Regions from separate parts of the Homo sapiens genome. Here region 2 is linked to region 1. A link is a contact called in ENCODE Hi-C or POLR2A ChIA-PET data. All regions are on one chromosome and are shown on one strand. Each heading gives the region's core, a stretch centred on a gene start or an enhancer-like site at or near the end of the contact. The rest is flanking DNA. Distances are from core to core; before and after follow the strand shown.

Region 1 (3,324 bases), core at 351-2,850:
TTCCAGAACACAAGAGGGGAGGGCATTTGTTAAACTGGGAAAGAGCCCCCGAGCCCCTCTCTTTAGGGGCAAGCCATGTGACCCTGAACCCTGTCTCTAATGCTGGGATTTTCCAAGAGCATACTTGTCGGGAGGCAGGGAGGAGGCAGCGAGGAGCTGGACATGATCACCTGGTCTGGAGGAGGGACCTGAGTATCTCAGGTGCTGCAGCTGTTCAGCCCTCGGTGAACCTGTGCTTTTAGGGTCTGGATTCCAAGCATCTGGATTTGGGGGTGTGGTGGAAAGAGGGTGTGCTTCGGAGCAAAGAGCCTGGCTCCCAGCTCTGCGGACTCCTCCCTCTGTGACCCTGGGCATGCCCCTCCCCTCTTTGGGCCTTGGCTTTGCCTTGTGTAAAATGAGAGCCCTAAATGGGACAGTCAAGGGCGCTCCTGCTCTGAATGACCTCCTAGGGCACCAAGGGTCCAGCAGTTGATGGCCCCCTGGGAAAGCTGCAAAGAGACCCTGGTGAGGAGTGGGCCTGGGGGTTCCGGACTGTGTATCCGGTTGTGGTTCCTGACCCCTGTGTCCAAATGACCTGATGACGCTTGTTAAAAATGCAGAATAAGGACTGCATTCAGAAGTCACTGAGTTGGAACCTCCAGGATGGGCTTCCGGGGAAACTGACATTTTCAAACCCCACCCCCACTCTGGCCCAGGTGATTCCACTGTGCACTGAAGTTCGAATGTCTGGCATCTATCTGAGGCCCTTTCTATTTCCCCTGCTTCCTGTCTGCTAGCCCCTAAAGCATGAAGCGGGAGCGGGGTGCTGCATGGGAGGTGGAGAAGGAGGTCTCAGAGCTCCCATGCATGTGTCTGATAGAGTTTGGGGGGCTCAGGTGTTTGGGTCGTGACTGTGGGCTTTGTATTCGACTGGTGGGTGCCTATCTGGGCATGGGAAATGGCAAGGGAGATACAACCTTACATTTGCCAAAAACTCATCCCCTTACATACACACACACACACACACACACACACACACACACACAAACACACACCCTTTCCCGGAGTGAGGAGCAGGGTATATAATTGCACTTACAGCTGTGGGTGCAGGCATTGTGCATGCACAACACCGTAAGTCCACAAACTGACACGCAGCCCTGAAAATGCCTGCATACACTCTCTTACACTCCCTGTGAGACCTCCTGGTCTTCCCTGTGCTAACATCTAAAACTACGCATGAACATTCTCATTATTACTTTGCCTTTCACACACATGTACAGCCTCGTAGGCAGCCTGGAAACACACCTATTTGTACAGTCATCCCTACGGATGCACAGATGCACACCCATACTCCGTTGAACACAGGCTTCCTTGTTCACAGCAGGCTCACCCACGCAGGATGGGGTCCCAGCTCACACCAGTGGCACACACCTCCTCACACTTGCAGGAGCACCTGCCCACATGTGGAGTGTGGGTCCTACAAAGAAGCTGCAGCCGCTCTCCTCCCTGCCACTCTCCCCCCAGCCCCCAGGCCCATCTCTGAGCTGCTGTCTGCCATCGCACGGTAACCGGATGAGACAGGCAATTTATGACACCAGCTGTCTCTGTCAAAACCGGATCTCCCACACACACCAGGGGAAGCCAATTACCTTGAGCCCAGCCCTGCCAGAAACCGGGGCCCACAAGGGAGAGCAGGGACTGCCCAGAGAGGTGAGTGGCACCTGACATGAGGATTTTCTGCCTCTTCTTGTCTTTGGGCATCTGGTATCCTCTTCCCCCAGGCCCCCTTGGGGAGGACAGAGCCTGCCCTACCCTCTCTGAGGCTGCTTCTCTGGCCCAGCTCCCAGGCCTAGGAACTGCAAGAGCGGTTTCAGGGTGGAGAACAGGTGGGCAGGGAGGTTTAGGGGAAGAGTGGTCCAGGGTCGTTATGGCAACAAGAAAGGGAAGAACCCTGTGCCCCTCCCCCTACACAGCAGGCGGCCAGGCGGCTGAATCATTCTCCCAGGCTTCCTCTCCGCCTTCATTCCCCTCACCTCTTCCCTCAACACCCCTGCCCTGGTTTTCCTCTCCCTAGAATACCTACTCCCTTTCTTGCCCCCCTGCCCGAAACTAAAGCCAACTCTACTACCTGAGCCACTTCCTGTCTGGACTTTGGAATCAGACCCATGTTCAAAGCTCTCCATTTCACCACCTCCTAACTGGGAATCAGGGCAAATGGCATCCCTTCTCTGGCCATGGGTTTTGCATCCAAAAGAAAAAATGATGTTCATTCCTATAAAAAAAAATGTTGAAAAGGAGTCTTCTAAGTACCAGACTCCGTTCTATAATCGGGGATGCAACATTGAACAAAATGAAGTCCCACCCTGGGCTTCAGGCTCCACTGCAGGAGTCGGAAACCACACGTTTCAGAAATTTAGAAGAGATGAGTCAGTTTTCTCACTGTCCTCATCTGCTTTGTTTACAGCCATACTCCCAGCACCAAGCACAGCTCCTGAAAGGACCTCAAGCAATAGACAAACTCACAAAGGCACCAGTGGACTCAAGCTCTAGCCTGAGGTTGACTTGGTCTAGTGCCATCTTTGTGCCCAGCCTTGCAGGGCGCTTTCTAGGCATACTTTCTGAGTGGGTGGGATGGCGGCAGATCTGCTTAAGTGAACAGGAAGTCCGTTCCTTCCTTCACTGACTCATTGGTTCATTCCACAAATGCACATTGAGCATGTACTACGTGCCGGTTCCCATGCTAGGCTCCTGGGATCAAGTGAGATGGGCAAGGACTCCCACTTGATAGTTGCATGGCAGAAGTTTCTAGATTTGCTCATCACCTCCCACAGTCTAGAAGCTGAGCAATAAATTCACACTAACAGCAGTGTCCACTTGCCTTTGCATTTTGCAAGATGCTTTTACATATGTTTGTTTCTTTTAGTATTTCTCACAACTCTGGGGTGTGAGTTTGTTTAATATCCCTCGCGTTACAGATGAGGAAACTGAGGCTTAGAAACAATCAGTGACTTGCCTGAGAACCCAGAGCCAGGGAGTGAAGCACCCACAGTAAAACTGAGTCCCTTTCTAGCCCTCATTGTCTCTTGCATTATCTAATTTAATGCCCTTTTCCCCTAACTACCATGAAAGGCAGGTATCGCCTTAGGCTGTTTACAGCCAGGGAGCACCTCTTGCCTGGGCTGGGATTGGAAGCTGTGCTGGGCTGACACAAGATCCCAGGTGCCATCCACTCCTCTATATCTAATCAGTTCATTAAAACCCTCCTTGCAAACACTCTCTCGGCTGCCTGGACACAGAGACCTCAGCTGCTCCATTTCCAGGAGAGCAAATTCCTTCCTGGCTGGA
Region 2 (3,412 bases), core at 645-3,144, 200 kb after region 1:
TGAGACGAGATGAGATGAGCTTCATCCCGAGTGTTCACCCCAATCCACTCAGTGTAAAGACAATCCCTGCTGGCTATTGTCCCAAATGGTGCAGGGCCCCACATAGGCTTAGGGTCCACAGCTGAGCCAGCTACAGCCTCTGTCCTCAAGGACTTAGAATGCAGCAGACCAGATCTTGCACACAATGCACTTTACGATGCAGCAGCTGTGGCCAAGCCTAAAAGAGGAGCATCAGAGAACACGAGACCCAAAGGAAGAAAAGGTGATCTTGGACGGATGAAGGCACCAGGGAAGAAGGCCCAGACACAGCCTTTTACCCAACTCTGATGGGCCAGAGGGATGTCCACCAGCCTTCCCTGCCAAGAAGTCACCCTGAGCCCGGTTTGCTAGGCAGTGATCAGGAGATGCATCTGGAAGAGTAAACCGAAGCTGGTACACAGAGAGTTGTGAACGTCGGCATAGGGAGTCAGGATTGTCTCCTAGAGTCAAAGCCTTCAGAGCCAAATTCCTCCCATGCGTGTGCTTCCTGTGGCCCACAGTGTTTTTCAGTTTCATTTTTGAATCAGATGCCAACATTTTAAAATTGAGAGTGATTATGTCACTACTGGGATTCTAAGCTTTTTGCGACAGTGGGAGGATGAGGCAATGCTGGGCCTGATACCATCGGCTGGGGTGGGGCGGACAGACGTCCTTACTTGTTCACTTTACCTACCCAGCCTCCATATGCAGCAAGAGTTTGAGACCCCTGCACAGGACTTTGGGGACTCTTTGAGGACCTTGGTCAGGAGAAGGGTAGAATTAGTTCTGTGCTTTGGAAGGTCCTCTGATGACAATTGATACTAGCGATGATGGTGCCGATGATCAGAAAGAGGAAAAGGAGGAAGAAGCAGAGAATAGTTCATATTTACTAAGCTTTCATGATGGGGGCTCTGCCCCAGTGTTTATTCCTAGTAGCCCATTTAGTTCTCCCCACAAGCTGATGAGGTGCGTATGCTGTCATCCTCCTTTTTCAGACAAAGCACAGAGCGGTGAGGTCTCTTGCCTAAGGTCATATAGTTGGTAAGTAGCAGAGCCAGGTAGTCTGGGTCCAGGACCCACAGCACTGGTGATGGGGGAGGGGAAATGGTGAGGGGGGGTCTGGGAGACGTGAGTCTTCCCTCAATCTTTCACCGTAGGAGATTGTCTGGTTTTAAAAGAGAAGATGTGTCCACATCTAACCCCGATCTGAGCACTAATGCAATGTCTTTCTCCACTGTTCTCAGAAAGGCTGGTTTTTCTTAATAAACTTGTCAGGCAGGGAAGGAGGGCAGAGGCACTCAAGGGCCGGCTCAGGTGGCTTGGCTGCATGCCCTGGCTCCAGACTCCACTGCCATGTTCCCGTTCCCTGCTTGGCCAGCATAAAGTTGACCCCACTGTGAGGACCAGCAGACCTCACAAGAATGACCCCATCCACGCCTACTGGGGCTCCACCTGCCCATGACTCACCACACCCAAGCCTCTGAGCCCAGTGGACTTGCAAAAGAGAAAATAAAGCACACACATAAAGAATAACCAACCCCATGCATTTCCTGGCATCGGGTGACTGTTTGGTTAAGAGCTTCCTCCTCTTTTGTATGCCCACTGGATACTCCTAACATCCCCTAGCTGCTGACCACAGAGCTGGCTTAGGTGGCTGATCACAAGCTCAGCCCCTGGGCGGGCCCCCCACCCCAGCCACCAGGGAAGCATGGAAGGAGGCCAGCCGCTGGGATCTGCCAGCTCTGGGCCCCAGCGGCCACCCTCTGCAGCTCAAAGTCACCTTTGCTCCTCTCCTCTCCTCGGCTGGCCAGCCAGAACCAGCCCAGAACTCCCTCCCCTCCGCTCAGCAGGACCCAGGAACTGGTCCCTACTGGGCAATTATTAATCAGATTCTTGACATTCCTCAGCCCCAGGTTGGCTGGAGAAGCATGTTCCCCAGAGGAGCAGAGGCCCAGGACTGGCATTTGGATATGCAGCTGACCGGCAAGGTGGTGCTGTCAGCCGCTGCCCTGCTCCTGGTGACTGTGGCCTACAGGCTGTACAAGTCGAGGCCTGCCCCAGCCCAGCGGTGGGGTGGGAATGGCCAGGCAGAAGCCAAGGAGGAAGCAGAGGGCTCAGGGCAGCCTGCTGTACAGGAGGCTTCTCCTGGGGTGCTCCTGAGGGGGCCAAGACGTCGGAGGAGCAGCAAGCGGGCTGAAGCACCACAGGGCTGCAGCTGTGAGAATCCAAGAGGCCCCTATGTCCTGGTCACGGGGGCCACTTCCACAGACAGGAAGCCCCAGAGAAAAGGCTCAGGTGAGGAGCGGGGCGGGCAGGGCTCGGACTCTGAGCAGGTGCCTCCTTGCTGCCCCAGCCAGGAAACCAGAACAGCTGTTGGCAGTAACCCTGACCCTCCCCATTTCCCCCGCTTGGGCAGCGAACCGAAGAGCTCCCCAGCTGGACTCATTGCAGCAGCCGACGGCAGCTGTGCCGGTGGTGAGCCTTCTCCATGGCAGGACAGTAAACCCCGTGAGCATCCAGGACTGGGGCAACTAGAACCTCCCCACTGTCACTACGTGGCTCCCTTGCAAGGCAGCAGTGACATGAACCAGAGCTGGGTCTTCACCCGTGTGATAGGGGTCAGCAGAGAAGAGGCTGGGGCTCTCGAGGCTGCCTCCGATGTTGACCTGACCCTGCATCAGCAGGAGGGCGCCCCCAACTCCTCCTATACCTTCTCATCCATAGCCCGCGTCCGAATGGAGGAGCATTTCATACAGAAGGCGGAGGGGGTTGAGCCCCGGCTCAAGGGCAAGGTGTACGACTACTATGTGGAATCTACCTCTCAGGCCATCTTCCAGGGCAGGCTGGCTCCCAGGACAGCAGCCCTGACTGAGGTTCCATCCCCTAGGCCACCGCCAGGGTCCCTGGGAACAGGGGCTGCCTCGGGAGGCCAAGCCGGTGACACAAAGGGTGCAGCCGAAAGAGCCGCCTCCCCGCAGACAGGGCCGTGGCCCTCCACCCGAGGCTTCAGCCGGAAGGAGAGCCTTCTGCAGATAGCGGAGAACCCAGAGCTGCAGCTGCAGCCAGATGGCTTCCGGCTCCCCGCTCCACCCTGCCCAGACCCGGGCGCCCTGCCTGGCTTAGGCAGAAGCAGCCGGGAGCCCCATGTGCAGCCGGTGGCCGGGACCAATTTCTTCCATATCCCGCTCACCCCTGCTTCAGCCCCACAGGTCCGCCTGGATCTGGGCAATTGCTATGAGGTGCTGACCTTGGCCAAGAGGCAGAACCTGGAGGCCCTGAAAGAGGCGGCCTACAAGGTGATGAGCGAAAACTACCTGCAGGTGCTGCGCAGCCCGGACATCTACGGGTGCCTGAGCGGGGCAGAGCGCGAGCTGATCCTGCAGCGCCGGCTCCG

Evidence for each region. A loop is a pair of places that touch in the nucleus more often than their neighbours do. ChIA-PET counts read pairs that join two places held with the same protein, here RNA polymerase II (POLR2A). Pooled maps may share reads with other maps.
Region 2: a map with no recorded cell type shows a loop between it and region 1 (4-fold over the local background). The contact joins the promoter of KLHDC7A here to the enhancer-like site in region 1. A Hi-C loop is called at or near these places in 2 of 168 maps with a recorded cell type or tissue (HepG2 and OCI-LY7), 1 of 37 single-sample maps with no recorded cell type and 1 of 50 pooled maps. POLR2A ChIA-PET finds 5 or more read pairs at or near these places in 2 of 52 experiments (H1 and WTC11).

Annotation. Positions count from the first base shown.
Region 1 is chr1:18,281,648-18,284,971 of GRCh38, forward strand. All of the region lies in intron 2 of IGSF21 (immunoglobin superfamily member 21), which reads left to right. Among named protein-coding and RNA genes, the nearest start is that of IGSF21-AS1, 110 kb to the left of the region's middle. RefSeq lists enhancers at 1,089-1,735, 1,324-1,443, 1,444-2,643, 1,736-2,382 and a silencer at 2,335-2,535. Within about 2 kb of position 1,601, at least 3 of the 41 ENCODE cell types and tissues checked have a DNase peak (open chromatin) inside an H3K27ac peak, as active enhancers do; they include OCI-LY7, where a contact is called at or near this core.
Region 2 is chr1:18,479,036-18,482,447 of GRCh38, forward strand. KLHDC7A (kelch domain containing 7A) reads left to right here and starts at 1,895. Exons shown (of 1, transcript NM_152375.3): 1 at 1,895-3,412. The coding sequence starts at 1,947. RefSeq lists enhancers at 973-1,845, 1,846-2,717.